5 separate regions of the Mus musculus genome follow, and regions 2, 3, 4 and 5 are each linked to region 1. A link is a loop called in an ENCODE intact Hi-C map of the cell type or tissue named here. Cell type or tissue: left cerebral cortex. All regions are shown on one strand.

Region 1 (5,000 bases):
TCCACACCTTCCACTAGGTGGAACCTTAGGCTGTGCCGCAGCTCGGGGGTTACGGGTATCTCTGGGGGACATTTATGTCACCATTGCCATAACCATCATGGCACCTGGAAACATCCCAGTAAAAGCTTCGCTAAAGTAAAACTTACCCTTTTCAGGTTTGGGTTTGATTAAATAGTCAAGCACTGGAATATCTCTCCCTTCTGGTGAAAGTAGAAATCTGAAATCATGAGTAGTTATACTTGAAAGTTGCCTTTCTCATCAGCAATGCCACCCCAGACCATGCAGTTAAGCAGAGTCTTAGAAACACTTGGCTCAAGTAATCTAGACCCTCGTCAGTGAGAGGGACAGGGGTTACATGGTCTGGACAACCTGTGCAAGGGAACATAGCAACATCTGTCCAGCGCACAGGGTTTCAACCAGCAATTCCACGTCTGCACTGTAATCAGATCCTCTTCCTTCCTTCCTTCCTTCCTTCCTTCCTTCCTTCCTTCCTTCCTTCCTTCCTTTCAAGGATTTATTTATTTATTATATGTAAGTACACTGGAGCTGTCTTCAGACACTCCAGAAGAGGGCATCGGATTTCGTTACGGATGGTTGTGATCCACCATGTGGTTGCTGGGATTTGAACTCAGGACCTTTAGAAGAGCAGTTGGCGCTCTTAACCACGGAGCCACCTCTCCAGGCCCCAGATCCACTTTCTAATAAGGAAACTCATAAGAATTTCTAGACATTGGTCCCTAGAGCCAAGCAGGGTGCAGAAATGTGTGATTGTAAGTAACAGGGGTTCCCTCCCTCTGTCCTTCTCTCCACCTCTATGTATGTATGTATATATGTATGTATGTATGTATGTATGTATGTATGTATGTATATATGTGTACCTGTATTATGTGTGCATGCATATGCATGTATAGATGTTTGTATTATATATGCATATATATATTATGTGTGGATTAATTATGTATTATGTATATATGTGTGTGTATTACGATACATGTATTATGCATACATGTATGTATGTATGTATGTATATATGTATTTTTCTGTTTGCATCTGCAACAGAAAAGCTCTGTAAAGCTACCCTAGAGACTGGCAGCTTTACTTGACCCCAGGGAGAGATACAGCCTAGCGTGAGCAAGACTAGAGAATACCTGCTGGGTCCCTTTTGAATTTGTGATTATGGATATGTGTGTTCAAGTTTGTGGAGGCCAGAGGCCAGTGTCAGGTGCCTTCCACATCACTTTCCCTTCTATTGACCTATTTATTTAGAGACAGTGTCTCTCACTAAACTTGGAGGTTGCTGGTCTGCTTAGATTGGCTGGGAGCCAGCCGCAGGTCTCCACCTCCATTTCTGATATCATATGCAGGGGTGACCACACCTGTTTGATGCTTACATTGTTTGTTTTAAACATCAGGATGGAACTCAAATTCTCTGCTTACAAAAGTGTGTACTAATTGAATCATTGTCCCAATTTTTCCCTTTGAATTTTGAACCATGTAAATATATTTACCCACTCGAGCAACAACAGTAAAAATCGTTACTCATACCCGGATCCCCCCACAAACAAAACAAAATCCACAAAAAGCCAAACAATTCTACTTTTATGAACATTTCTGTAACGGTCTAAACTATGATGCTCCCACGGTGTTGCCAATTCAGGGTCATTTCCATCCCTTTGGCAGCTATGTAGCTTTATATGAGGATCATTTTGTGATCCACCAGACCATGCAAGGTTAGAATACACCGTGGGTTAAATTACAGTCTTATCATTAGTGCTTCTTGGTGTCTCACCTCCCATTTTAATAACTGGCAAATCCCACTTGAGAGGGTTGTTGAGAAGACTTGATGAATGCGTATCTATAAAGTACTGAATGGAATGCTCAAAAAAGAGTGCAAGAGAGCCTGTTATGCTTGCAGCCATTGTGGTAGACGAGGGCTACAGTGCTGGACCGGTCAGTAAGGGAGTGGAAGTTCGGATGTTGACACACAGTAGGCAGTAAATGAGTATCTATTCCCCCACAACCCTTCTTATTGGGCTCTCAGGCTCTTCCCAGGCTCCCTCTGAGAGGCTCTGAAGTAATTTTCCACTGACATCTTGTGAGCTCTCCATTTTAGTCTGCAGGTGGACCCATTGAGCTGCTATAGACTGGTTCCGGCGCCTTAAATGAAGAATCTGTTTGGCTCTATTATGTTCCTGTCAGTTTCTTAGGTTTATCTAAATAAACATTTCCATATTCTTTTTGTCGGCATTTATGTGGATTAAGTTACGGCAGGAGGAGTGCAGTGCGCTGTGAAATCCGGCGTCTGCGATAAGCCTCCGGCGTCATCGAAGGAGAGGCGCGAGGTTGTTGCCTGAAAAACTCTTAGAGAAACTGAAAAAAAACCCTCCCAATAGAGAACCAGCGTGTTTAGAACGTTGGGGGTCACATCTCACAAGCTTTATCTTTAACTTCGTTGGGAGAATTAACATGGCCCTGCTCCGGTTAGGATTGGAACCCAAACCTTTGAGCCCCAATCTCTGCGGCTCCACCATCTCCCCTCAGGCGAATCACTGTGAAACACAATGCATAAGCCTTAAGCAGAAACTGATTTTAGGAAACGATTTTCTAAGCGAGAAGGGACTGTTGTTCCTTTGTTTTATTTTCCATTTAGTTTTCATTTGGTTTGGCTTTGTCTCTCAGTACCAAGGCTAACGTTGGAGTCCTAGCGCTACAGGTCCTACGGCAGTCAGCCAGTCAGCTGATGTTTCAGTTCTGATGCACGTTGGGTCCTCTCAAGTATTCCTATGAACAGTTCCTATATTGGCTCCATGAGCGCATGGCCGTACTGGTTTTTTAGATAAGGGAAACAGTCCTTGCAGAAGTTAAGGTGTATAACATCACAGAGCGAGCAGGGAGGAAGGAAGACAACATTACAGAGCGAGCAGGGAGGAAGGAAGGCATGTAAGCAGTCTGCTTCTTTGTGGCACCCAGACGTAGTTCAGTAACAGAGAATCTTCCAATCTTGGATTTTCCTGGAGTTCAAGGTCCTTAAAAGTTCTCAGAGATCTCTTCCTATTGGCCCAATATCCCTGTGACAAAAATGTAAAAAGACTTTCATATTGAGGTTGTTTGTACACTTTGTTTGTTTGTTTTTGGAGACAGGGTTTCTCTGTGTAGTCCTGGCTGTCCTGGAACTCACTCTGTAGACCAGGCTGGCCTCGAACTCAGAGATCCACCTGCCTCTGCCTCCCAGGCACCACCACTGCTGGTGTTCATGCACTGTTTGAAAGCCTGAGGTACCAGTGCTTAAGAACTGAGGAGAGACTGCACATAGCTGAACTCTGGGTTCTAATAGGAGCTGGCTGTTCCCGAGCTTTGGGAACAAGTAGAGTTGGCCAACAGCCTGAAAACCAGGAGGGTGGAGTTGTTCTGCACATAGGATGACCAAGTGACTGCCATGTACCAAGCATAGTGCTGGACATACTTCAGGGCTCATTTGATTTTACCATCTTGACAACCCTGCATGGGGAAGCCACTGCTGCTCTTTACGTATGAGACATTTACACTCTGAGGTCAGTCAGTCACTTCACCCAGGGTCCCAAAGCCAGCATTCGAATGCTAGCCGCCTTAGTGTGGGAACCCACACCTTATCACTGGCCCTGTGGTCCTGATGCTGATTGAATCCCTCACTCCTGAACTGTGCAGGCAGGTTATCCTCTGCGCAAATACACTGACATGCTTGCTGTAGGCAAAAGTGGATGCTGCCTCGTGGGTGGTTTGGTCACCATTCCGTCTTGACAATCTGCTCCGAAGCTCTTCTTCATTTTCCAGATGAATTCTCCCTTCCCCTTGAAGCATCCTTCCGGTGAAGCTAGGCAGACTGAGGGATGCCCGGCTATGAGGGCACCAGGGCTCAAGACACACACATGCCAGAGGCTTTAAATGACCCCCCAGACAACCGGATCCCAATCATCAAAGGAAGAAAAAAAAAAAAAGAATTTTCTTGGCTGTGTTTTGTGGCTTCCATTAGCTTAACTGTCATGAAGAACAATGCTGACGGACGATCTGAATTGTCTCCTTCTCTGCTTGGGTTCCTGCCTTTGGCTTGCTGCCATCCTCTGCATGCCACGAGGCATGAAGACAGGTCTCCACCTCATCTATCTCTCAGCCAGGAGAAAGATAGAATATCCTCCATAACAGGGAGCAACATAGCTTATTGCTTGGGAGAGTGCATTCAAGTCCTGGCACCGGTACTGCTGAGCTGTGTCCTTGAGCACACTGCTTAATCAAAGGCTTGTATTTCTTCCTCTGCCAGGTAGGGACTCTAAGGCTGCCTCTCTGAAATGACCGTGATCAGGGGGCCAGGAGGCAGGCAGGGTCAGTGCTCAATGCTGTGCACAGCTCTGGCCCTAAGCTGGGCTGTGGAAATTTCTGTTCCTGAGTTCTCTTTGATTTCATAGTGTCATGGAGGTATCCTGCTCCGTGGTAAGGCACCTTGCCTCCTCTGCCTACGCACACTTTCTTCACCACACAGGACCTGGAGAACCTGCAATGAGTTATACCCTAGGCTTCCTGGGATCAGAGGGTGGCTCTCCCTTTCTCAAATGCCCAGGGTTATCTGCAGGAGATGGATGCTCTTTTTTATCTTGAGTTTGATCCAGGGTATATACATCTCAGCATCCAGCAGCACTCTGCTTTGGATTTCTGGCTTCCCTTCTCTCCTGTGTCCTCCTGGGTACCAAGCCCTTACAGTTTTACCTGGGCAGGGGAGGGCAGCTTTTGACTGGCTAAACCATCTCCTTCTTCTTTAAAAGTGTGGGTGTATCCGCGTGCACATAACACACATGTGTAGGTCAGAAGATACCTTCCAGGAGTTGGTTCTCTTCTTTCATTGTGAAGGCTCCTAGATGTGACTCAGTTGTTAGATCTGTACAGAAAGTATTTTAATCTGCCAACCCATCTCACCAGCCTGATTTTTATTTATGAAGAACCCCTACCTTCTTTTTCAATTATTATTATTA
Region 2 (5,000 bases), 54 kb after region 1:
CAAACAAACAAAAGTGTTTGTTCTCTCTGGCTGTCATTACTCATGGGTGGGCTCTGTTTCATCGATTCAGTTTCCCTCTCAGTAGGTCTTTGTCTTTTACTGGAAAAGAGGACCATATATCGTGATCTCTTAGGAAGCAGGATGAAAATCCAGAAACCGACCTTGACAGCAAGTGATGGTGTTGAGTGCCATGATTGTGACAGTCACTAAAGGGAATAAAAAGCCATTATATGCAAATGAGTCCGAAGCAAAATTGATGAGAAGAGCCATTCATTTTATTAAGCTGTGTTTCTTAAACTGTCCTCTGGGTGTGAGTTATCACAGCTCTTGGACACCAGCTGACTGTCTCTTAAGGACAATAGACTCAGAGTAGAGAGCAACCCTGGATTTTTCTCTGAGACTGAGAGGGTTGAGGAGTGAGAAAATAACCCTTGGTCACATGGATTCTACGAGCATTCCTCCAGACTATAGCAGTTTCATGAACTCTATCCGAGGTGGACCCACAGATAATATTTTAAAAATCTCTGCAGTAAATGGTGTCCTTTCTTATCGATGCAAATGCCTCAGTCTCTGATCTCTGCCATCCAGGTAAATTGGATTTAAATGTTTAGTGCTCTGAGCCACATGCAGTCAGGCAGTGTTATTGCAGACTTGGGTTGATTGATTCATGGCTCTGTGGGCACAGGAAAAACTAACCATGGCAGGTAAGCCTGCCCATACTGGGCAGAAACCAGGAAGCTACACATCTTGCTATCACTGAGGTAGCTCAAATCCTCGGTCTTGTCCTGAGGTGGCTTTGCTTTTCCTTGTCACTGGTGAGTTGGACATAAAGAGGCATTCTATTTTACGTGTCAAAACCAAGTTTCTCCTTTCTCTGTGATGAGAAGTGCCAAGTTCCCATTTGTCCATGGCCTATTGCAGACAGGTGTGTGGCCTTTGACTCAGGCTTTAGATACTCAGCAGAACTTGGTTGTTGCCATTTTACAAAGAAGCCATATGCAATGAGAGGATTTGCCCATTATTTGAGTTATGATGGAGATGGAGTCTAAAATAACTCTCTCCCTCTCTTCCACTCCCTCTCTTTCTCTCCTGCTTTCATGTGTGAATATGTTTGATATGCACATTGAGATCATAATCAGATACAATGAACATCAACTTGATGGGACTTAGGAACAACATGAAATAAATCTCAAGGTAAGCCTGTAGGGTTGGATTATGATAGGAATCCTCACCCTAAATGTGATAGCACAATTCCATGGGCTGGGGGCTTAGACTCAATAAAAAGAGTTGAGGACCAGTGCGTTCTCTCTCTGCTCCCTGAGTATGGGCACACTGTGACCAGCTACCTCATGTTCTTTATGCCAGGCTTACTTTGCCACAATGGACTGTACTCTCAATCTCTGAGTCACAGTAAACCTTTCTTCATGAAGTTGCCTTGTCGTGTATTTTATCACAGCAGTGAGGAAAGTGACTGTACTTCAGACACAAGACATCTATCTCTATCTCTATCTCTGTCTCTGTCTCTGTCTCTGTCTCTGTCTCTGTCTCTATCTCTATCTCTATCTCTATCTCTATCTCTATCTCTATCTCTATATCTCTATCTCTATATCATCTATATCTATATCTGTAAGCTGAGGCAGGGGGATAGTGAGTATGTGGCCAGCATCCTATATAGTAAGGTCTTATCACAAACACACAAAAATCAATTCCTACATGGAGTAAATCTAGGTTCCTGAAGGATTCAATGCAGAATATCCACATGACTTGGTAATTGAATTTCTAGTCATATACCCTAAAGGATTTAAAACAAAGAACCAAATAGTTACTCATATACTAGGGTCCCCTGAAACATTCATGTTGCCCCAAGGTGAAAATAATCCAAGTGTCTCTCAACTGAGTGGATAAGCTAAATATTATGTACACATATGATAGATAACCATTCAGCATAAAAGAGGAAACATGTTTAATACACACTACTTCATAAATGAACAGGAAGACAGTGTGCTAAGTGACTCATACAGAAAGCTAGGCATAGCATGGCTATTATTGAATGGTGAACCTAGAATAGACACATTTATAGAAATAGAGCAGAACACTGAGGCTTGGGGAGAGGGGAAGAGGAGTCACTGCTTTTTACACAGCTTGATCTGCCTGATAAAATGTTTTAGAACCACAGACATTCATGCCTGTGATTTCAACACTCAGGAGATTGAGGCAGGAGAATTGTCACGAGTGACAGGTCATGGGATATAGAGTGTGACCCTGTCTTAGAAATGGCAACCACCACCACCACCACCACCACCACAACAACAACAACAACAACAAAACAGTTTGGGGATAGTAGCGATGTTACACAACACTACATATACTCAATACCACTCAAGTGTACACATTAAAGAGGCCGGGCATGGTGGGCCACACCTAGAGTCCCTGCACTCAGGAAGTCAAGATGGAGAGAACCGGTGGATCAAGACAGGAAACCTAGCTGTGCTGCCTCCCACCCACCCAGGATAATGGGGCCAGTGGCTTAACATCTCTGAACTCTTCTGTTTTGAAGCTGACTCCCTGAGTTGCTGTGGAATGTAAATTAACCAGCCAGTGCCCACATAGAGTGCTCTGCAGAGGGTGGTGGAGGTGGTCACGGTGGTGCTATTAATTACGTAATGTCTGTACCTGGAGGGTTTGGACACATAGAAAGCGAGGATCTCTCGTCACACACGCTTGCTGCAGAGCAGTTAAACAATAACTGAGATCTTATTCCTGTTTTGTAAGAGCTGCTTTTTCCTCCTTCTTTCTTTAACAGAATGCCAATGAAGAACCAGGTGTTTGAAAAATGTGGCTGTGTTAAGTTAAATGAGCCTTTTTTGGACTCCAGATGGGAGCATAAAGCTGTTTGAAACCCCAACCACTTTTTTTTTCTTGTTGATTTCCATGTGACTGAAAAAAAAAAAAAAAGATCCCACCACGGTAGAGAGAGGCCGCTGACGTGTTCTCGCTGCCAGCTCACTGCTGCTATTTGGGAGAAAGAAGAGACACTAAAGCAAGACTCATAACCTTTGGAAACAGGAGGCTGGTTCTAGATGCTTTCGAGATGCTGTTAATGATGGCCAAGCCCAGGTGGCATGCTTTTCACACGGCTCTCCCTGTCAAGAGAGCCACCCACTCCTCATCTCAGGAAACTGGAAGAGGCCACACAGAAGGCCAGTTTCCAAAGCCCCACAGAGGGCCAGTTAGATGGCTCAGTATGTGAAGGTGCTTGCAGTCGAGCTTAATAACCTGAGTTGAACCCTAGGACCTGTATGGTGGAAGGAATGAATGGCTCCTGCAAGCTGTCCTCTGACCGCCACAGATGGCATACATCTCTCTGCCTGCCTGCCTACCTGCCTGTCTGTCTTCCTGTCTCTCTGTCTCTGTCTCTTTGTCTCTGTGTCTCTCTGTGTCTCTGTCTGTCTGTCTCTCTCTCTTACACACACACACACACACACACACACACACACACACACACACACACACACACCCTGATAACTAAATAACAAGAAAACAAAAATCTACTAAAAGCTCTGGAACACTTCTATTAGACTATTTGGTATCTGTGTTCCAAAGAGCAAATTTAGTAAATCTGCTCTTGTTGCGCGTTAGCATTTCTCAAATAAGTTCTGCCAAATTCTTCTGGGTACTGACTACAGCCCCCTAATAGAGCACAGCTGTAGACCTGGAAACTTGTCCTTTGAACATTTGGAAGCGTCTCTGCAGGCTTCCTTCTTACTTGAGACACATATGGCCACTGAAAAATAATGTGCCTTTGAATTTAACCCTTCCGGCCTCTCAAGAAACTGTTTGTTGAGCAGAATTGTGATTCAGTTTGTGACTCCTTTGAGAACTAAGAACAACTATCCCTCCTAGAGCTAGTTTTTCTGATCAATTGAAAGTCAATAGGTTGTCCAGGGAGACTTAGTGTCTCTCTCAAGTCATATGTCCAATACCTGTTGAAATTAATATGGTAGGTTGTATAAAGAGCAGGCTGGACAGTCCAACCACTCATAGATAGATAACTGCTAGTTCATTTTGGTGTATAACTCTAGACTTTTTTAATGCCTAAATATTATTTTTCAGTTTTTGTAAAATGGAGATCATATTAAACTTAGTTTAAGCATGTCATTGTCAAATAATAATATATTGTGAATATATTTCACAAAACCACTTTTACTTTTGAGACAGAATCTTGTTACATCCCAGGCTATGTAACTTTGAATTTACGATACTCCTGTCTCAGTATCCTTAGGGTTGGGATTATAAGTACACACCATCATGCCCAGCTTCACATATTAACATATAATGCTATTATTAGGAATTTATATAATAGATAACTCTATATACTTATGTGATTCTATGCATCTGTGTAGGCACATAACACCCAGAGGTCAGAGGACAACTTTTTTTTTAATTAAATATTTTCTTTATTTACATATCAAATGTTATCCTCGTTCCTGGTTTCCCCTCGGAAAAATCCCTATCCCCTCTCCCCTCCCCCTGCTCACCAACCCACCCACTCCCGCTTCCTGCCCTGGCATTCCTCTACACTGGGGCATAGAGCCTACACAGGACCAAGGGCCCCTCCTCCCATTGACTAGGCCATCCTCTGCTACATATGCATCTGGAGCCATGAGTCCCACCATGTGTACTCTTTGGTTGGTGGTTTAGTCCCTGGGAGCTCTGGGGGGGGGGAGGGGGTACTGGTTGGTTCATATTGTTGTTAGCGGACAACTTCTTGTGATTAGTTCTCTTCTACCATGTGAGTCTTGGGGATGGGACTCAGATTCTCAGGCTTAGCTGCCCTTATCCACTGAGCTATCTCAGCAGATCATATAATATCCTTGAATGGCTGCTTAAGTTTGGGGTATTTTCTTATTTTGTGAATGTGTATAGTATATTCCTATGTGTACCTCTGTCTGTGTATGTGTCTGGGGCGGGGTGCCTAGGCTCACACATGAAGCATGACA
Region 3 (5,000 bases), 490 kb after region 1:
TAATGCTTTTGTTTCTCATACTAAATGCAATGCCATTTTCTACTTTAAATATTTTGAATATTGAAAATAATTTCCTCAGTGGCATTAATTGTGAGGCACTTCCCCACTGAGCCATCCTTGCCTGGTAATATTGATGATAGCATTTCAGTATCACTGGCTGGCTCTGTCATTCACCCATCATAAAAACCAGCCCCCGTTAGCAAGCAGCTGAGTCCTGAGAAGGAAGTGCACATATGCCCGAGGGAGAGGAAGAGAGGCTGTGTCTTTCCTGGAGGAACAAGTGAATTTGTCAACTGTCAAATCTGATTCTCAATAGGTCTCTCTGTGTAACATGCTTTCTTTGATTTTCTTCTCTCCTTTCCATTTTACAAAATAATTTGTAACCGCAGTTGGCGGTGATGTCTGTTTGCAAATTTTATCCTTTGATTTCTTTCCACTCTGTTCAATCCGAAAAGCCACTGGAGACGGTGGGACAGGCCGCTCTGCTCCTTCCTGTGATGGATTCGCTTGTTCTTGTTGGCTTTTGCGTGGTGTCTTGCTTCCCAGCTTTTGCTATTCTTTTGCCTCTTCGTCCCTCTCCCTGCCTCTTCTCACCTCAGCTTCCCTTTAGTTTCTTTTCATTCTGTGTCACCATCTCTACATGGCTTCAGAGTGTGGAGTATCCACTTGGTGTGCCCGCTGCGCTGGGCAAGGATGGAGGTGGAGTACTTCCTGCTTGGTCAGCTGGCCTGCATAGTGCTACAGTGGTTGCCAGTCCATACTTGCTGCCTAACAAGCTTGTTCAGAAACGAGAAGGCAGTTTTTAAATTAGCAAACATTTGAGTCTCCCATACAGAAACCAGCCATCCATTTGGTAAAGAGGAGCAATGGGGTCTCAAGATTACCTCAGGATGCTATTAAAAATAAAAATAAAAATAAAAATAAAAATAAATAAAAGTAAAAGAAGCTGGAGGAGAGATGGCTTAGCAGCTGGGAGTACGTTTGGCTCTTGCACGGGATCTGGATTTGATTCCCAGCACCGACACACTCACGACCATTTAGAACTCCAGTTCTAGGAGATCTGACAGGTTCCTATGTGGTTCTCATCTATACACTGAATCAAAGCTGTCACAAATATAAGGAGATTCTAATAAACAACAGCAGCAAATTAAGTTGGATTAGTCTTTTAAAAAGTAAAAGGGAAACTATTTCTTTTGGCTTTTAGTCACTGCCAGTTTTCCTAGTCAGAGGGGACAGTTATCAGATAAAACAGAGAGCAAAATCATTGCATTTGAAATACAAATTATAAGTAAGTTTTTAATATTCACATATTTTGCATATATTGTATATGTCTATGGGGACATATTATGCCCTGACATGTGGAGGTCTCAGGACAATTTTAAGAATTGATTGTTGGGGAACGCCAGGGCCAAGAAGTGGGAGTGGGTGGGTAGGGGAGGTGGGGGGAGGGTATGGGGGACTTTTGGGATAGCATTGGAAATGTAAATGAAGAAAATACATAATAAAAAAAAAGAGTTGATTCTTCCTTCCACCATATGAGTCTTTGAGATTCAACTCAGCTCAGGCTTAGTGGTGAGCACCTTCTCTACTGAACCACTCGCTTCATCGGTCTTAAAAAAGTTATATTTATTATGCATCCTACACCTTTATTTGCTGAGTCTGGCAACCCTGTTTGTATGTAGAGTCAGGAATTTGGGATGTGTCCCCTTGCCACCAGGAAGTTCAGCCTCTAGACAAGACTCCAGGTTACTTACCTGGGCCTGGGATGGGGGTGGGGGTGGGGGTGGGTGGGGGAATCAGTTATTCCATAAGTCTCAGAGGCACAAAGAGCGGGTGTAGTGGATATGTGCCTTCAGTTCTCAACAGTGGAAGAATACAAAATCCCTGACCACCCTCCCACCCTCCCGTGTGCTCTGGCCTCCTGTATGGCACTGTGACCCCCACAGCATCTCCTGCAGGTCCACAGAGCCCCTGTAGCCAGGCTAAGAGTTCTTCACTTCCCCAGTGCTGGATGGTCCAGGCAGCAGGAGGCAACCAGCTGTTTTTACTGTATCCAGCCCAAAACATGTCATGCAGAAAAAATGTCAAGTCGTTTTGAAAAATGTCGGAGGTATAATGAGCCTGACAGGACTGGAGTGGCATTGGCCATGGTCACGTAATTACTACCTCAGTGTTTGTTTACCGTGCAGCCCTTTCTTCTTACACTGGAATTAAATCAATCCAAGCAACAATGCAGCTTTATACAACCCAGGTCTCAGCGCAGACAACACTTCTGCATTCCCAGGTCCCTGGTGAGGGTGATCTTTGCCAGGTTGACTAAGCAACTTAACGGATTCTTTCATATCCGTATCTTCAGACTAAACTCGAGCAGACTTATTAAATTAAACTAAATGGAGGTCACCTAGTTTTCTTCTGCAAGCAATAAAATGTTAAGATAGGGTGAGACACTGAGGTCTGAGATCTAATTTGAATTTAAGCTGCGGCCTGGCACCATACTCCCGAGATCCACTAGATGGCGCTGATGATTCACACCAATGCAGTCGAGACTTTTTTTTTTTTTTTTTTTTTTTTTTTCCACCCCCTTTTTCTTTTTCCTTTTTCTTTTTATGTGCTTAAAAAGGTTAGGCTACTTCCACATACTTCTTCCCTTTACCTCCTCACGTTTGACATTCTCTTGTGTTATTCAAATGGACATTATTTCTCCCTTCCAAGATCTTTCTACCTCTGTGAATTTGTAAACATAAATAATTAGAAGGAGGAAGATAAAAAAAGTCCGTCTTATTTAAACCATCCATCTCTTTGTTGCTCCATTCCTTGATTTTTTTTTTCAGGGTGAACCTCCTTGGGCTTTGTTTCCTTGACGCATTTGGTCAGCATGTCTTCACAAAACTTCTGCAGTTCCTTTAGATTTCCTTCATCTGGTACAGTTGATTTTCCTCTCGCAGATTTATGCCCCGTTTACTTTGGGAAAGGAAATATCTATCCTTAGCATTTGAGTTTTGAGGATTTGCCCCCAACAGTGGGGATCAGATGCCTGTTAAGGTCCCAGCCATCCTCACTTAGAAGCAGACTAGCGGAAAGCTCTCCTGGTAGGAGGGGCGGTTCCATGTGGGTTTGTGGGGCAGGTCTTCTTTCATATACAGAATAAATTCTGGGCCAGACAAGGACAACAAAAGCACAAAGACTGGCAGCTGTTACAGATTTCCACCCCTAATGAGCTACATTTTTTCCCCTAGAGCATGGCTAATATGGGATGGGTCCCTCAGATTTTAAAAGGAATGTTAAAAGGGAGTAAGGTTAGCTTTAATCAAGTTAAAAAAAAAAAAGTCCTAAAACTAATTTCCAGCCAAGCTTGAGACCCATGGAAAGTTCTCTTGTAAATATTACAGCGGCAAGCGGTTTCCTTTATTTTTCTTATGACTCTTGGTTCTCAGAAATCACATCACCTGATTGGCTGGGAGAGCAGGGACCTTCTGGAGGCAGGGTCTCTGTGCTAGACCTGGTATATGCTCTAGAGCTTGCCTTTATGGGGGAGATTCCAACAAGGGAGTGCATCTGTGAGAGATGTTCCAGGCTTCTCTGCTGCTCTGAGATTTATTTAACAGAAAGGAGACTTGGGGTGTCCTGGGGCTTCTAACCATATCAGTGTCCTGTCACCAACTGGGTATCAAATGGCAGTTTGCAGAGTCCCAGTCCCCATTATCTTGGCACCTTGCAGTATGAACCCCCTTAGATGGGAAATAGTTATCTTACACAGTGCACCTGGATATTTCTGTAGCACTCCTTTGAGATAATTGTCAAGTAGTCATTGGTGGATTCCATTATATTGCAGAAAAGGCAGCAGCCATGAAATAAAGATAGTGTAAGCAGGGGAAGGTTAGATTCTGCAGTTGTTGGAAAGATAAGGCCCAAGACTCCTGATTATGAATGTCCTGTCATTCTGTTTAGAAAATCAGGCAATGGATGTCCCCTAAGTGTCTACTTGACAGTTCTGAGGGTTGAGACTTGAGGGGGGGGTGGGGTCACATGGAAGTAGGAAAATACAAAGCTCCTCCTCCTTTCTCTACAGTATGAATTAACCGTATTTAATACAAAATGTCTTACAGCTGTACAACAACTTCCTGTGTCATTTGTCAGGAAATATGAAAAGATTTTCAAGCCCCAAGCAAATTTTGCCGTGAACTTAAATATGCAAGTTTGTGACCATTCACTGGGTATCTCTGTTGACACTGATTCTTCTCTGTAGATTTACCCTGATACAACGGGCTTCTCCTCTGTCTGTCTCTGTCTCTGTCTCTGTCTCTGTCTCTGTCTCTGTCTCTGTCTCTGTCTCTGTCTGTCTCTATCTCTGTTTCTCTGTCTCTGTCTCTATCTCTGTTTCTCTGTCTCTCTGTGTGTGTCTGTCTCTCTCTCAGTGTGTGGGACTGCACACTGAAATGTTCAGGAAAATTACCAATACTTTATCTCCCTTTGAATGGAAGGGTTGTAAGTATTGGCCTCGGTCAGGAGTGGTCATTCCAAGTTCTCTGCAGCTATGGGGTTGACAAAAGAAGGTCTAGTGGCTCCGGCACTTGCTGCAAAGCCGGAGTTAGGTCCCACATGGTGGGAGGAGAGGACTGGCTAGTGCACTTCCTTAATATGCTTGCACACACACACACACACACACACCCCACACACACACACCCCACACACATTACAGTAAGTGAATCCAGGTAATAGAAGTAGAGTTAAAACCAAAGCATCCCAGTGGATTTTTCAGCATTAGTGATTAACGATTCTTTGTTGTCAGAGCTGACGTTTGACATTTAAAAGTAATTGTCTTTGATTAAACCTCCCAGCACAACACAGCCAGAAGCTGGCTTAGTTCTAGACAGGATTTGGCTTCTGGAGGTGAACTGAGTATTCCAGGTCCCTTGGTTATGCGCAGGCCTACCCTCTAGTTAGGCTCCAAACCAGCTTCCCTTGTATTTGCTGTAGACCTGCGCTGATGCTGGCTAGCC
Region 4 (5,000 bases), 95 kb after region 1:
TTTTTAAGGAAGGAAGTAAAATGATGAGAGAGAAGGAGAAAACAGGCACACGAGCCATGGAAGTTCCAGGGTGTGCTTCTGCATCTGGCTGAATTAAGACGGGAATTGCTCCAGAGGAAGATGCTTGGTAGAGAGACCTTCAGGAACTCTGGTCTGCTGGCAAAAGCAGCCACCACAGAGAAGAGTATTCAGTCACATTGTGAGAGTAGACAGCCTTGGGGTTCATTCAGCATCGTGACCAGGTCCAGGCAGACTAACCTAGACAGATGAAGCCACAGGGCTAGTGTCTTCTTCTCTTTGTCATCCTCTAGGGATGTGTTTAGTTTTGAGGCCAGCTGAGCCCCACAGTTAGGAGGGCATTGTTGTTTAAGTGCCCTAAAACCATGTCTTTCCCCTGTCACTCACTCAGTGATGCTTCTATTGAATGTGTTCCAGGAGAGATGCTGGTTTAGGGAACGGAAAGGCTGTCAGGATTCCTCCACAAGATCCTGAGGTCAAGGAGGTTGGGTATGAGTGATTGCCTGCCAAGGTAAACATTATATGAATTTGGTAAGTGTGGCGGGAATTGGGAGCAATTGAGGGGCAGGTCTTCCACCCACGAGTGCTTTGTGAAAGGGAAGCTATTTTATTAAAATGTGTACCATAGTTAGTGTTAATTACCTGTCAGGATTTAGACTCATCTAGGAGGCAAAGGCTCTGGGGACACCCGTGAGGGATATCTATGTTTGTATGTATATTTGCCTCTGTGTGAGCCTGCTTGATTGTGGTTAGAGGACAACTTGTGGGAATAAGTTCTCTCCTTGAACTATATGGGTTCATCCAGGGATCAAAGTCAGATCCTTAGTCTCTGCTGCAGTCACTTAAACCCGCTGAGCCTTTTCACCAGCTCTTGATCCATCTCTTACACCCTCCCCAGGAGAAGCCCCTCTCATATATGGGTAGATACGTTCAAGAAAGTCCACCGCAGAATTGTTTGCAGTAAACCAGCTGGGGACAACCAGAAATGCTTAGCATTATGGGGGCATGCAAATATCTGCAGCATACTTACCATGACACTTATGTAGCAATGGGAAAACAACAGAGATCTCTGGGTACTGATAACAGAGACTCTCCCTGACACAGGACTGGGCGAAACCATGAGCTAACCAGTGAGAAGGATGTCACCATTGTAAATTAAACAAACAAACAACAAAAAACAAAACCCCCTCCCAAACCCAAAGCTCAAAACCCCAAAACCAAAAACTAAAAAAAACTACCATGGGGTAAGGGATTCACAAGGGCTGGCCAGTCAGGGTAAGAGTGGCCCAGGCAGAACAAGGTAAGTCATATCTCAGGGTTATTGGCAGGGAAGTGGACATAATAGCATAGAGCTCTGCCCAGCTCTAGTGCTTAAAAGCTTATTATAAATGTAAAGGTTTTATGTCTTTTATCTGGGAACTGAGTGATCTAAGGCGTGGTAGAAACCCCCAATCGACGTTAAATATTTACCACAACACAACACAAAACAAACCCCTGAGCAGAGCATGGTGGCGCACGCCTTTAATCCCAACACTTGGGAGGCAGAGGCAGGTGGATTTCTGAGTTCGAGGCCAGCCTGGTCTACAAAGTGAGTTCCAGGACAGCCAGGGCTACAGAGAAACCCTGTCTCGAAAAACCAAAAAAAAAACAAACAAACACAAAAACCAAAACCAAAACCAAAACCAAAAAAAAAAAAAAAAACAAACCAAAAACCAAAACAAAAACAAAAAAAACCCAACTCCCCCCCCAAAAAAACAAACCCCTGTAGTTTAATAGACAATTGGCATGCTCTACCCCTTGTGAGTACACAGATAGTACTTAAATGCTCAGAAAATGTGTGGAAGGCTTCAGAGCCATTGGAAGCCAAGACTTCCTTGGGAGAGGGAAGAGCCCAGGAATAAGGTGAGCTTGGTAGGGTTTCCTCTTTATCTGTACTGTCTTGATTTGATTATGGGAACTCTCACCAAACACAGAAAATAAGACTCTATAATAAACCTCTAAGTGCTGTTACCCACACATTCCCTCTTCCTGGCTATTTTTAAGCATATCTGACATTGTATTCCATTCATAAATATTTCAGCAATTACCTCTAAGAGAAGAAAAACAAAACCACAGGACTATGACCACATCAATGGCAGTTCCCAGGGATTGTCAAACACCCAATCTGTGCTCATTTGTCAATCTTATGTTTACAATTGATTTCTTCAAATCTGGAGCAATGAAGTCTAGGCATTGCCATTGGTCAACATGACCTGTGTCTTTCTGTTCATTTTGCTGGTGTATCTCTAAGATAGGTTGCTGGAAGTAAGTCTGCTGAGCTAAGGGCAGGGGCTACTGTCAGGGTTTCAGCCCCAGGCTTGCAGCACTTACATAACCACAAAGCAGAGGGTAGGGGGTACCCATTCCATACAGCCTTACCCTCAGTCTGTACTGCCAACTTGGGGATGTGCCACTCTGGCAGATGAGAGGGGGAGGTGTATTGAAATTTTTGTTTCCTTAAAATTAAGTTCCAAATAGAAATTGGGTGTAGGGAGGATTCTGAGTCTGTAGAGGGAAGGAGCAATTTGCATTGAAATAATAACATTGCCAAGTAGCATTCAGCACATTTAAACTTCTTATTTAAGGCTCTAGTAATCCTGTGAGGAAGGTGGTATCAGCTCGCTGTTTTAGGGGGAGGAAGCCAAGGATGGGAATGGATGAGTAAACTCTTCCAGGGTCGCACAGCAAGGAAGGACGAGCCATCTGTGAGTCTGTTCAGACACTGCCTCTGTCCTGCTCTGCCAGGCTGAGCTCTACCAGGCTGAGCTGTCAGACCTGTAAGACAACACAGATGTAGGCACGGAGGAGCGTCTCACAGGTACTTCCCTTGGCTCTGCTCGGTACCAACTCTTAGATTTCTGGAAATGTCAGTCATTGGCACCAATGATTTCCCAGTGGCTTAAAAGTGACTACTCGGATATTGCTTAGAACACTTTTGTGACTGTAGACAATGCCTAGTTTAGGCATAGACTGTTACCCACACAAGTATGGCAACTCTCACTCTGGCTGTTCCTCAGATGGGAGGTTTACAGATTAACTCAGACCTCTTGGGTCCTACACTTCCCAATGTGATTGGTCAGATTCCATTCAGGAATTACCCAGAATCCTCCATGCAGTGAGTCTGGTCACAGTTTGCATATTGAAGAAAGAAGACTTGCATCTCCTGGCATCTTGAGGGCAGAAACTCCAGTTTCACCATCTCTTGTTCTTGTCTCTCCTCAGCATCGGGGACCCAAAGGGGGAACTGTTTATAGGTTGGCCTTCAATATGTCGAAGGCAGGAGAGAAGGGACGTGTAAGAGACAGTTATGAAGCCAGCCCTTCCTGACCCACAGGCATGCGCACAGATCCTGCAAGTGCAGAAACCCCGACACTGTATGTATGCGTCAGCTTTCCATCTCTGTGATACAGTGCCTCCAGAAATCAACTTAAAGGATGAGGGTTTATCCTGGCTCATGGTTTCAGAGGTTTCCATCTATGCTCCCTTGACTTCAGGGACTTGTGTGATGGAGCTAAGTGGTTGTGAAAGGATACTGAAGTCAGGCTCCATTATGACATGGCTATAGTGACCTACTTCCTCCGAAGAGATCCTATTTCCTAAACTAGCATCACTTCCCCTTCTGCCTCAGGCTATTGACCAAGCCTTTCGTACATGGCTGCTAGGGGACATTTCTGATCCCAACTGTATCAGGCATTGTTGTGTTGTTGAACTGTATCATTTCATTGTTGTGTTGTTTGGGGCAAATGACTTTCATACCCCAATCTGGTCTCTTCTGAGAGATGGTCCTTTTGCAGTGGGATGTTGTGAGGATTAGTGATGGGGACCAAAGAGTCTACTGATGTAGTTAGTACAATACCCGATGCATAGCTGTTGATCAGGAAAGATAGACCCTGGGTTGGTCAATTCTACTTAGAGCATTCTGGAAGAGATCCAGGATGTCCAGCAGTCATTCTTTACTTTGTCCTTAGGAGATGACAGGAGGGAAGATTGGGCATCTCTTTGGTTGGGCAGGTCTGTCCCCGGACTACTTTGGAGCACCAGATTAAGTTCTCATTGCTACCTACTCCTGGTCCTACAAGCATGTACAACGCACACACACATGTTCATGTGCACACACACACACACACACACACACACACACACACGCTTCTGTATAGTTATCAGGGTTCTCAGTTTCTTCTCATTTCTGCTCCAGTGGTGCCCAATGCCTGACATGAAACCCTCTTAGAAAATAAAGTCAAGAACTGAGGAATGTCTTTACCTTTGAAACATGTTTTGAATCTTACTTAAAAAAAAAAAAAGAAAAATACCCACTAGTGGGTTTTGGTATTTTGTCTGTCTTCCACTTCCTAATTGCCATACATGCCCACAAAGACTCATCGCTAGGCTCTAAGGAAGGAGGTCAGCTTAGCGGGGAATCCTCACTGTGTCCACCTGTCTTTCTCCAGCAATTTCAAGAGGAAGCATCCCCATCCAGCCCCGCCCCTACTGTAAAATCCTTGGCCAGTCACTTTCCAAGGACTCTAGGAGAAAGAGCTGGAGAGTTACTTTGAGCTTTGGCAGGACTTCAGACTATTTTCCCCCCTTGTAGAAGCTCAATAATTCTTGAGATCTAAATTTAGAAGCATGTAAGGAGAGCCCTAAGAAATCAGAAGCAAGACAGCCAGGTTTTCTCCCCCCACCCCAAGCAATGTAATAATGTGATGGCAGCCATTTCCCAAGGTCAATTTTTAGATCTTAATAGTTTTAATGGGCTGTCTAGAAAGGCTCCTCAACTTGTGTTCAGTCAGGCTTACACATGTTTGGTTGTAAGAAGGAAAGGTGAGGGAGAGGAGAGGAAGAAGAAGGGGACCAGAACAAAGTCCTAATCCTCCATAGCACTTCTTAGAAATGCTAAGAGACTGACTCCATCCCCAGACCAGATCTAAGCAACACCATGGACC
Region 5 (5,000 bases), 210 kb after region 1:
TGATAAGGATCAAAGTTACCTTTCTTCACTTAACACAGAAGTGGCATTCAGTTTATTAAAACCATGCACAAGCTCTTTTGTATTTATATATTAATAGGTAAAATAGATTTAAGTTCTGAATTCCAGTAGTTCTAGGTGTAATTTTTTTTTCCTCCTTGATATCCAGTGGGACATTTGAAAATCCCTAAGGGTTAGGATAACGTTTGTGTGTGACTGGTCCTATTTCCACTTACTAAATACCCTCACAGCCTCAAGGTGTGATGACAAATATAGGGGTTTTCCTTGCTCAAACGCTCAGGTGTGGGGTGGGGTGGGGTAGTGTGGGGTAGGGTGGGATGTCAAAAACTCTCCTCCAAGAAATGCTTCTCTGGGATCTCCCTGGAGTTTCTTAGACTAGGAGCAGGTGAGCATTTTAAAGCCTCTGCTTCTGGCTGGCTTTTCACAGCCCTTACCATCTCACTAGCAGCCCACTGATGCGGGACCCAGTGCGAGCTCTATATTAGGCAGGACTGGTGTTCTGTCAGCAAGGGATGGTCTCCTTTGGCTGGACTCTGTGCTACAGCTGAAAGCTGTGTGTTGAAGTGCCTGCTTCCAGGTGTAAATAGCAGGATCCAAACCCTCAATGTTGGATGTTGCATTTAACACAGAAGGTACCATGGCTGTTTAGAGCACCCTGGACTGATGCCATGTGACCTTCCTTTAACTGGCTGTGGTCCTTGGACTGGTCACTTAGCCCTTCTGGGTGTCATTATACCTCTCTGTCAAGTGGTAGTTTACACTAAGACCTCTTTCTTCAGGGAATGTTGTAATGATGAAAAGGAATAGAAGACTTGAGTGGCAGCTTCCCAGATTCTTAATAGACTTTGAGATTCTTTAAATCATTTTTGAGCTAGTAGGAAATACTTAGTGCATCCATCTTAAATGTAAGTGTACCGGACTGTTTTGTTTAATAGTTACTAATTCTCAAAATCCTTTCTCTGGGTTAAGATCTCTAGCTGCCCTACAACTGTGGAGTCCACCTGTGCCAAGTGGCATGGATAGTGACTTAACCTCCAACCATGGTCACGACCTTGGTGCCCTCACATTGGCTGCTTCTTATCCTTTTGCTGTGTCAATCTCTCATCAGTTAAAGGCACACGACTAATCAGGGCGGAACATGTATTTCTTTCATCATACACACTATTGTTGATACTCTGTCAGAGTGCATAATTATATATTTCTCATTATTGCTTTTGGAGAAAAGCCTGTCCCTTCCTGATCTACACATCCCAGAAGGGCAGCTTGCCTGGTTGATTTACCTCCAGCACCCACCGCATGCCCTTCTGTGTCCCTTTTGACCAAGATGCTTGGCTATTACTGACTGGACGGATGGATGCAGGAGAAGGGCTGTTACCATACACCACCATAGAGGGGACAATGAAACCTTATGAATCGGGGCTAGTATGTACTCATTCATTCATTCATTCATTCATTCATTCAAACATCCATTTAGAAAACTCTTGCATTCTGGCAAGAAAATTAAATTTCCTCCCAGCCTCCAGTTTGAGTGTCAAAGCCATATGGACCACTAGCCCCGGGGTCAGGCTGTGCTTGGTTCAGTTTGGAAAGGGCTGGCATGCGTTCATAGGCTGGAGGTGTGTTCAGAAGCAGAGAATTCATTATAACTAGTTAGTCATCCATGGAGACACTGCCCGTGGGTGGGGTGCACTTGGCACTGGTGGGCCGGGTTCCTGGTGCTGCTTCCCTAGGTAGGTGTGTGACTGGCCTTAAGCCCACGGAGGCTGGGGTCTACCAGTACTCAGAAAAAAGCCTGGCAACGAGCCCCTCACATTCGACTCAGTAATCCAAACCGTTCACCACCAAGATAACTTTTCCGGAGACTGCTGTGAGGGAGAGCCATGCTGGATCCTAGCCGGATACTACCCCTACCCTTACTCAGTTCTCTGCAATTGAGTGCAAAGAACTAGGTAGGGTGTGGGTGTGGGGGGGGGGGAGAACCCCTGTAAATCCCAGAGGCGGAAATACATGCACATAAGGAGAACCGAGGCGGCGGGGGCGCGTTCGGAGACTAGGCGAGGTCAGGAGCGCACGGCTGCCCCAGGTCGCCCGAGTTTGCTCCGCCAGGCGAGGATGACTCAGCCTCACTCGGGTCTTTACCGTCAGCCCGCGCGAGGGCTCCACAAAGTTCCTAGTCACACCCTAGAGCTTGAACGAGGATGGGGGACAAGGTTTTTCTAAGGGTGGGGCCGCGGCAAAAGAGACATCCTGGGGCTTTCCCTGTGGGTATTCAGAAGCCTCGCCCGCGCTCAGCTGCCTCTTCCCGGGCGGGGGCTGGTGTGCGGAACCTCCGTGCTCGGAGCAATCTGAACCCCCCTCCTCCCCCCGCAGAATTAAGGGTGTCTGCCGGTCAGGTTGGACTTTCCGCTGCGTTTGCTTCCTTTCCCGCCCGGGCATCCTGGTCCCTGGGTGCACCGTGTAGCAGTGCGGACCCCGGACCCCGAGCTTCAGTAGGCTTGAAAGCACCCCGGCCCGTGGTCCGGAACGCCAGCGGTAGCTGTGCGGCCGCCGGGTGCCCGCGCCGCGACTGCAGCGCCACCCTCCGCGCTTTCCTCCAGTCGCCGCGGCGGTGGAGCAGCGATGGGCGGCCACGCCGCGGTGCACTCCCTAGAACCCGACCCCCTTGTCCCATCCCCAGCCCGTTCTGCCGCTATACGAGCCGGTCCACTGCCGCTGCCGCCGCCCGCTGGCTTCTTCCAGACTTCTGCCTCTTCCCAAGGAACCGTGAGGGGAATCGGGAGGGGGTCGCACCACCTCTAGGCTCCGCAGCCCCCCACCACAACGCCCCTGACCAGTCCCCGGGGCTCCTGACCAGATCAACTACTGGCAAAGTGTGGAGCATCGGGGTCCTCGGCCTCGCTCCCGAGCCGCCCACCCCCATTCCGCTCCGGTCGCCAGGGCCTGGGGACCGCCCGGGGCCACCCGAGAGTCGCGCCCGTGGCGGCGGACTGCGGAGTTGTAAAGAACTCAGCGGCCGCAGTGGGCCGGACCGGGCGAGGCACGAGCCGTGGCGGCCAAGGACACTTGAGTTTGCGAGTCTCCGCCCGCGAGGCGCCTCCCGCCCTCCCGCCGCGGCTCGCCGGACTCCCCGGGGCCGCCGAGGCGGGGCTGGGCAGCTGCCGCGGCAAGAGGCGCGTCTCGCTCCCTCCTCCCGCGCCTGCCTACTCCCCAGTGCTCCCTCCCGCCTCCTCTCCGCCCTCCCCTCCCCTCCCCCCGTACCCCGCTGCTTCCCCCCCCCCCCTGCTCCCCAAGTGAGCCGGGCGCGCGAGAGGCAGGAGGGGCGGCGCGCGGCGGAGCAGGCAGCCCAGCGCGCTCGCCCACCGCCCGCCCGGCGCAGCTCTCCGCGGCCGCTCCAGTCGCCGCCGCCGCCGCCGCCGCCAGGATGGCCGGGCCGGGCTCGCTGTGCTGCGCGTCCCGGGGGGCCTCGGCGCTCCTAGCCACCGCGCTTCTCTACGCCGCTCTGGGGGACGTGGTGCGCTCCGAGCAGCAGATCCCGCTCTCCGTGTAAGTGCCTGGTGTTGGGACTCCCCGGGAGGGGCGGCTAGCGCCCGAGAGAGACCCGGGGCGCCCAAGTTTGGGCGCCTGCAGGTGCGGCTGGGCAGGACCCACGGCGGGTGCGGGCCTCGCCTCTTGCACCTGCCTCTCAGCATCAGCACCCAGTGGCGGGAGACTAGGGTGGAACCTTCTCGCCCTTTCCCTGGGGCTGGGGAGTAAGACCTGGAGAGGTTCACCTCAAGTGACAGCGCCAAGTTTAGAGCCTGTTTACAGACTGCAACTTCCACGGGCTGTTTAATGGTCCCCTTTTCTGCTACCTTGCCATCCTACTTTTCCGGGAAGTGGGGTGGGGGTGGGGATGGGTGGATTTCTTCAGAGTAGTATTTGCCAGGTGATGCTCATTTTAGGTGTTTAAGTAACCAGGCAATTGTTTCTATGAAAGCCCGTGGTCTTCTTAGAGAGCCAGGCTTTACACCTTCTGAACTCCGGTGACCCCGGACCCCATCCCGCGCTGCGCTCTACATCTTGGTGCGGGTAGTTTGTAAGAGAGAGTTTTTTTTTTTTTTTTTTTTTTTAATCTTTCTTTCCTTTTTCCTTTAATGTTCTATCGCCCTGCTCTTTCAGCCACAGCCCGGTGTGTGCGCGTGTGTGACGGTGACACTGGTATTACATTTCTTCCCTCTGCTCTTTTCTCCCCATAGAGTGAAGCTGTGGGCCTCCGCTTTTGGTGGGGAGATAAAATCCATCGCTGCCAAGTACTCGGGCTCCCAGCTTCTGCAAAAGGTAAGGTTTCTGTGGTGACAGACAGCGATGATTTTTCTAGCACAGAAAATGGAGGCAGATTTAGTTTTTCCAAACAAACGTGAGCCCAGAGCTGCATCAGTTATCAGAGTAGTCTCTGATCTCCCGTTCTTGGCATTGTACTGTGCAGTGACTTCTCCCTACCAACCGGTTATTTTTAGATGACACTTGATTCCAAACACAAAGAAAAGCAGGATACTCACTCGCACTGTCCTGGCTGGGGCTCGGAAACAGTGTGTTTGCATGGCTCTTCTCGCAGTTGTTGGTATTGCTGTCTCAGTGCGAGAGCAGATGCTTCCCTGGCCAAAAGATGCTAACTTCTTCCAAGGGGCAGAATCCGGCGGGCAGCGTCTGTTTTCGGAGCCTCCACCTTGCTCGGGAGTCATAGGGTTCAGTGTATTGGCGAGATACCAGCAGCTTTGTTTGTCATCCCTGCAGTCCTACAATCCCATTATTCCCCAATCATCTAGACCCAGGGCTGGGGTGCATTGCATCATTACAGATAAGGCGAATGGATGTGGTTATCTTTCCACTCAGCTGCACTGCCGGGTAATAAGCTCTGAGAGTGGTCCACAAACTTAGGAAATTGGTCTGCGTCCATATATTTCTGTAAAGTAATGAGAATGGAGAATTGATTATTAGGCTGG

What was found. Peaks named below come from ENCODE experiments on the same cell type or tissue, not always from the same donor. Only the 100,000 strongest peaks of a DNase experiment are listed, where the experiment ranks them.
Region 2: it touches region 1 in a loop (2.9-fold over the local background); 4 of 42 quality-filtered maps call a loop at or near these places.
Region 3: it touches region 1 in a loop (4-fold over the local background); 10 of 42 quality-filtered maps call a loop at or near these places.
Region 4: it touches region 1 in a loop (2.7-fold over the local background); 10 of 42 quality-filtered maps call a loop at or near these places.
Region 5: a loop joins it to region 1, with 9 times the contacts of the local background. A loop is called at or near these places in 23 of 42 quality-filtered maps.

What each region holds. Positions count from the first base shown.
Region 1 is chr14:29,934,808-29,939,807 of GRCm38, reverse strand. No RefSeq gene overlaps it. Among named protein-coding and RNA genes, the nearest start is that of Selenok, 31 kb to the left of the region's middle. In left cerebral cortex, CTCF peaks have their summits at 17 (motif pointing right) and 2,114; a DNase peak (open chromatin) is centred at 2,142; H3K4me3 peaks cover 352 bases; H3K27ac peaks cover 503 bases.
Region 2 is chr14:29,880,786-29,885,785 of GRCm38, reverse strand. No RefSeq gene overlaps it. Among named protein-coding and RNA genes, the nearest start is that of Selenok, 85 kb to the left of the region's middle. In left cerebral cortex, no CTCF peak of the experiment used is centred here; DNase peaks (open chromatin) are centred at 2,074 and 2,896; H3K27ac peaks cover 1,079 bases.
Region 3 is chr14:29,440,805-29,445,804 of GRCm38, reverse strand. The region is part of intron 4 of Cacna2d3 (calcium channel, voltage-dependent, alpha2/delta subunit 3); the gene reads left to right. Among named protein-coding and RNA genes, the nearest start is that of Cacna2d3, 280 kb to the left of the region's middle. In left cerebral cortex, a CTCF peak has its summit at 2,503 (motif pointing right); a DNase peak (open chromatin) is centred at 2,493.
Region 4 is chr14:29,839,350-29,844,349 of GRCm38, reverse strand. No RefSeq gene overlaps it. Among named protein-coding and RNA genes, the nearest start is that of Gm35281, 45 kb to the right of the region's middle. In left cerebral cortex, no CTCF peak of the experiment used is centred here; a DNase peak (open chromatin) is centred at 2,709.
Region 5 is chr14:29,720,207-29,725,206 of GRCm38, reverse strand. It overlaps Cacna2d3 (calcium channel, voltage-dependent, alpha2/delta subunit 3), which reads left to right and starts at 3,343. Exons shown (of 38, transcript NM_009785.1): 1 at 3,343-3,561; 2 at 4,254-4,335. The coding sequence starts at 3,440. In left cerebral cortex, a CTCF peak has its summit at 2,621; DNase peaks (open chromatin) are centred at 3,110, 3,575, 4,338, 4,720 and 3 more places; H3K4me3 peaks cover 3,341 bases; H3K27ac peaks cover 3,040 bases.